Regions from separate parts of the Homo sapiens genome. Here region 2 is linked to region 1. Evidence: read pairs that join two places in POLR2A ChIA-PET (ENCODE). Cell type or tissue: PC-9. All regions are shown on one strand. Links, peaks and the distances in the headings refer to the core of each region. The heading gives the core; the rest is flanking DNA. Region 1 overlaps CNN3-DT (CNN3 divergent transcript). Region 2 overlaps SLC44A3 (solute carrier family 44 member 3).

Evidence for each region. ChIA-PET counts read pairs that join two places held together with the same protein. Peaks named below come from ENCODE experiments on the same cell type or tissue, not always from the same donor. Only the 100,000 strongest peaks of a DNase experiment are listed, where the experiment ranks them.
Region 2: POLR2A ChIA-PET joins it to region 1 with 5 read pairs; 14 of 35 experiments call an interaction of 5 or more read pairs at or near these places.

The regions. Positions count from the first base shown.
Region 1 is chr1:94,935,896-94,938,701 of GRCh38, forward strand. All of the region lies in intron 2 of CNN3-DT (CNN3 divergent transcript), which reads left to right. Among named protein-coding and RNA genes, the nearest start is that of CNN3, 10 kb to the left of the region's middle. RefSeq lists enhancers at 1-559, 560-1,414 and a silencer at 958-1,252. In PC-9, for the core only: no CTCF peak of the experiment used is centred there; DNase peaks (open chromatin) are centred at 1,186 and 2,026; H3K27ac peaks cover 931 bases.
Region 2 is chr1:94,865,740-94,868,545 of GRCh38, forward strand. SLC44A3 (solute carrier family 44 member 3) reads left to right here. Exons shown (of 15, transcript NM_001114106.3): 12 at 1,592-1,678. Among named protein-coding and RNA genes, the nearest start is that of SLC44A3, 47 kb to the left of the region's middle. RefSeq lists an enhancer at 619-1,120. In PC-9, for the core only: no CTCF peak of the experiment used is centred there; no DNase peak of the experiment used is centred there; H3K27ac peaks cover 356 bases.

The DNA of each region.
Region 1 (2,806 bases), core at 99-2,598:
ACCGTGTTTAAGGCCAGGTGGCAGTGGCTCATCTCTGAAATCCCAGCATTTCGGGAAGCCAAGGCAGGTGGATCACTTGAGCCCAGGAGTTTGAGACCCACCTGGGCAACATGGTGAAACCCCATCTCTACTAAAAATACAAAAATTAGCCAGGCATGGTGATGTGTGCCTGTAGTCCCGAGGATTGCTTGAGCCAAAGATGTCAAGGCTGATTGAGCAGTGATCCTGCCACTGCACTCCAGCCTGGGCGATGGAGTGAGATCCTGTCTCAAAAAACTAGAAAGAAAGAAACCAGTGGAAGGAAGCTGAGAAGGGGGCAGTCCTTAACAAGTAGATAGCTGGGTTGAGAGAAGCAAAAGCGAATTTATAGGGTTTCTAAAGGCAGGGGCCAGGAAAGCTGAAGAGGTGAGAGTTCTGGGGGTGGAAGGGGCTGGCAGGAGCTGAGGGAGTGAAGTGCTCATTCTGGACATGAGGAAGGAAGACAGACCACCTCTCCCTTTGAAACTCCTCCTGCCACTTTCTCTTTCTCATGATAGCTGTCCTTCCTCTCCTCATTCCCATATTCATTTATTCTCACTCTCTCTCTCTTTCTCTGTGTGTGTGTGTGTACGTTGTTTCTTCTCTCTCCTTGCCTTATTCCTGCTTGAAACAATTGGGAATACCTCACTAATTTTATCTATTGTCGTTCAGGTTCAAAGACATTGCTGATTCTCTAAATTTGGTGTTAACAATAAAACACAGTGTTTTGACAGCAGCCACAGGACTTGGCAGTCCCAAAAGGGAATTCTGGAAGAGAGGAGAGGCCTCAGTCAGGGTTGTCTTTTTCTGGAGTTCATAACCTTCACAAGACTTTTATGCAATTATTTTTGTGTGTGTATGTACTCACCTACATTTTTAGGGAATAGGATTCTACTACATTTATTTATTGTCAAAGGGAAGGAGGATCAGAAAGGTTCCAGGCCCCACTGCCTTTTATAATACCTCTATCAAATACAGGTGCTCAGTTTTAGCTTCTTTATGATAATTTGTGTTCTTGATTTCGATAAGGATACAGCTTAAAAGCTTTTATTCGTAAGAAGTAGGGTTAACATCAAGAATCTCAACTCAGCAATCTTTTGAAATGCAGAATGACTCACATTCCAGTGTCACATTCCAGTCTTTGTTGCTTATCAAAAACCTTAGATAATTTAAGATGGTATCAAAATACTAATGCAGTTTAATTCCTTTGTAAACAGTGTTCACTCTGAAACGTCCCTATTGAAATGCAATTCCTTTCACTAGTTGAGGCAGTGGGAATAAAGTGTATTAATGGTCTAAATTTCATCACGTAGCACTGTTCTGACAAAGAAAATTATTTGCAGATTATGCTGAAAGTTGCTTAGCACCTGTTTCTTAAAATAAATGTGTTTACTTTTTGGTAGTGAAGACGCTTGGAAAATAGGCATTTATTTCCATAGTATTAAAAGCATTGGCCAACTGTAATGGTTCCCAGGGGGAGGATCACTTGTGGTCAGGAATTCAAGACCAATCTGGGCAACATAGCAAGACCCCATCTCTACAAAAAATTTAAAAATTAGCCACACAGTTACAGTGAGCTATGATCATGCCATTTCACTCCAGCCTGGGCAATAGAACAAGACTCTGTCTCTATAAATAAATAAATAAATACACTAATATAGTAAGCAGAAAACTCAAGTAACATAATTTTTTTGTTAAGTTCCCATTAGATGACTCACTTCAGGAGGGCAGGAACCATTCTGTTCGACATTGTATTCCCCACACTTTATACATAGTAATCATTCAATAAATGTTTATCTTGTTAAAATAATTAATTGGGAAGCATTCTGCTGAGACTGTACCAGTGCCTCAGGTTCCAACACAAGCAAACTAAAACCCAACTCAATGTAAGCACTAAAATGAAACAAACTTAACCAGTTAGAAATGACCAACTAACTTCTAGATGAGGCCAAAGGGACTTTTCACCTTAACCTAATTTTTTTTTTTTTTTTGGCCTTGCTTTCACAAACACCTTATAAATGTTTCACCTCATGCTCCCTGGGTGGAATGCTAAACCCCTTGCCGCCTGGTACTGCCCAATTCATGAATTGCTCTCTCCCCAAATAAACTCTGTAACATTTTCATGTGCCTAAGTATATCTTTTAACAATCTAATCAATGAATATAAAATAACAAGTTGATAACAATATCATATCATGCTCTAAAGCATCTTCAGAGGTATATCATTTGGTGAACTTTATTTCATGAAATTGACTCATTAACTGTTTGTTGAGAGCCAGTCCTGCATAGGGCTCTTCCAGGCCCTGGGAATACAATCGTAAATGAGAGGGTTAAGATCCTTCCTTAGGAGCTTTTGGTCTAGTAGGGGATGGGTTACAGGCCATAGTCAAGCAATAGCATAAGGAAGATTATTTCAGGGAGTCAAGAGCACTGTGAAGATAGTGAATGGATACTATGCCGGGGAGTGTGTGTGCTGCTTGAGAGAGGGTGTCTGGGGAGGAGGTGATGTTCAAGCAGAGATGTGAATGTTGAGAGGATAAGGGAGAAATGCATTGCTGGCAGAGGGTGTCGTCAGGGCAAGTGTATTGAGAGAATCAGCTTGAAACAGAAAGAAACAGAAGTGGCTGGGGGCATTGAGCAAGTGGGAGAAGGATGAAGTGGGAAGGGTAGGCAGAGATCAGATGAAGCAGGGTTTTGAAGGCTATGAGGATTTTGGCCTGAAAGGAGGAACAATGAGGATCTGTGATCCTGAAAAACCCATCTGTCTTTATTTTCTGAATTAAAGGTTA
Region 2 (2,806 bases), core at 57-2,556, 70 kb before region 1:
AAACTTACCTGATTCCAACCTTTTGAGTATAGCTATGTGTCCTTAGTAAATTCAGGACATTTTACCAATAGGTTTACATTGTATTTTGGAATTGTTTTCATTTACTTTTTAAAAAGATATCTGAATTGTTGATATTTTAAAATCTATAACCAAGATTTAAAGTTAGTTTATCAATTAGAAGCAATTGATTGGATAACACATAAAATTATCTGGCTTCCTTATCTGGAAATGCATGCTAAGCAGTTGCCCCTGATTGTAGAATATTTTCTTGTATTTCTATTAATATTTTGCTTGGCCACATTTTGATGACTTGAAGAGGCATTTCCATATCCAGGGCAAAACTAGCTACTTTTGGCTCCTGCATTTTGAAATCAATCCTTCAGTCTTAGGAAACTTGCAGGATTTCTTGAAGAACAGGACAGCGTTTTATTTTAAATCTATTTGTGATATGTGTGTGTGCGCATTGGTAATAGATAATCATAAATTAATGAGCAGCCGGGAGCTTGCTCTCCCTCCTAAAGCTAGGCATTTTAAACTCTCTGGGGAAACGGCCTTTCATAAATCTAAAAGAGAAGGCCCAAGGACCTCAGTGGAAGGCCCAAGGTCTCTCTGACTGAGGTCTAAAAGGTTATTTATCACTTCCCAGATCCCACAAGGACCAAGGGCCAAAATTGCTTTTAGTGATGTCACTATTGGGAAAATGTGTCCTTTCTTAGGTTAAAAAAAAATTTCTTCCTCAGCAGCCTTACTGCCCCACACTGTGTCTACAATTTAAATGTCTCACACAGCCACTGTGTGATTTTCCCTAGTTAAATAGGCTCATTCACCAACACAGCCAGGCTGAAAAGTGTCCAGATCAAGTTTCATCCAATTGAATTCACATTGGGATGAGAAAATGTCCATATAAGGCTGAGTTATTCCTGGGGTCCTCATCCTAGGCTATTTCAGGATTGTTTTCAGGGATGTGTTCACTCTGGAGAGTGGGTAGGATGCCTCCGAGCACCCTTCCCCCAAGAGGTTCATTAAAGTATTCATTCTTAAGCTATGCACAAGTTCAAGTTATATTTCAAAGGAGTAATTTATCCCTCGAAATTTAGTCCTGAAAAAAATCTCACTACAGGATTTATTTCCTCCAGAGTTAAACTTGATTCTTTATTTATGTGGGCACATAACTAGTACCTACAGTGTATTATTTGTTTTTTTTGTTTCTGGGATGTGGATTTTTCGTGAATATAAACTTTGGTTTGAAAAAGCAAAGTGTACCATTTCAGACACTTAAGGGCAGATGAAGGGGGAAGAGAGGTTTTTTTTTTTACTGGAACCAGAAGGCCTGCTTTTGTTTTGCTGTTCAGTATGGACTAACCTCCCTAATAGCACCCCTAACACGTAAGTCCACAAGACAGAAATGTTGCTCCTCAGTAATACTAGAACCATAATTAGTAGTAGTAGTATGCACACAATAGAACTTCTCCCACGCCACCAGTGTTTCCCCAGGTGCATAAGTAAAAACTGTGTTTCCTCAGAAACTGCCTGCTTTTCTTCTTTCCTGTGTTGTTTTTGACTCTGTTCCTTTGTTCTCAACCTGATCCAGCAGCATGGTGCATTGTCCAGGTACCTGTTCCGATGCTGCTACTGCTGTTTCTGGTGTCTTGACAAATACCTGCTCCATCTCAACCAGGTACGTCTCTACCTCTTGCCTCAGGAACACACAGAAGGGTCCAAAGGTGGGCTTCATCTCTTAGGTCAAGGTTTGGCAAATTCTTCTCTAAGGGGCTAAATTGTGTAAACATTTTAGGCTTTCAGACCAGTCTCTCTGTCACAACCACTCAATTCTGCCATCATGGCAGGAAAGCAGCCATAGGTAAAATGTCAATGGGATGGATGTGGCTATGTTCTAATGAACCTTAACTTATCAACACTGAAATTTGAATTTCATATGATTTTTACATGTCAAGAAATTTTCTTTTTTTGATTTTGATTTTTTCTCAACCATTGTAAAATTGTAAAAATTGTTCTTAGCTCCTGCCAGAGAAAAGTGGGCGGTGTGATGGAGCTAGCTCCTGAGCTGTAGTTTGCATACCCTACCCTAGAACCATAGGCCTTTAAAGCCATGCTTCAAATTCTAAAAGAAAGTTTTTCTCTTTTCAGAAATAAAGAGGGAAGGGAGTATTTAGAAACCCTAAGCATAATGAATATATATCAACTAAGAGCTAATTTTCAGTGTCTTCTCTAAGAACTATAATTTTCCTGAACTAGGAAAAGAATTGCCTCCCTAATTTTCATAGATTTCACCAGTCTTTCCTTTTCAAGCTGTAAATATGCCTTTAAAATTATAAAAATTATATCTTGCAATTGTTTGGATTTCAGATTTTTTTCCTTTCCTGAATTTTTCAAATTGATGGAAATTTAAATATGTTGTATTTCTCTATAGAGCATTTAGGAGATTTTAATAGTCCTTAGTCAAATTTACACAAAGCAGTATTTTTGTAAGTTAGCAAACTGTTTTATAATTTAAATGTTCACAGAAATCTCACTTAGAAAAGTATTTCTTATAATTGCCCCCTCCCAAAGAAATGTACCTTTAGAAGTAAAGGGACTAATTAGACCACCTATGTTTAATGTCTTTTAAGGGGTATTTAGAATACTTTTCATTATTCAGGGAAAAATGTAGCCTTCTTATAGTAAGGTCTATTTTTAGGCTCTTAAACTTGGAGAACATTTTAGAGTATATTTAGTTTTCATTTGGATTGCTATAAGCCAGCATGTATAAAACACAATCAAATACCATAGGACCTTTCAGAATGGG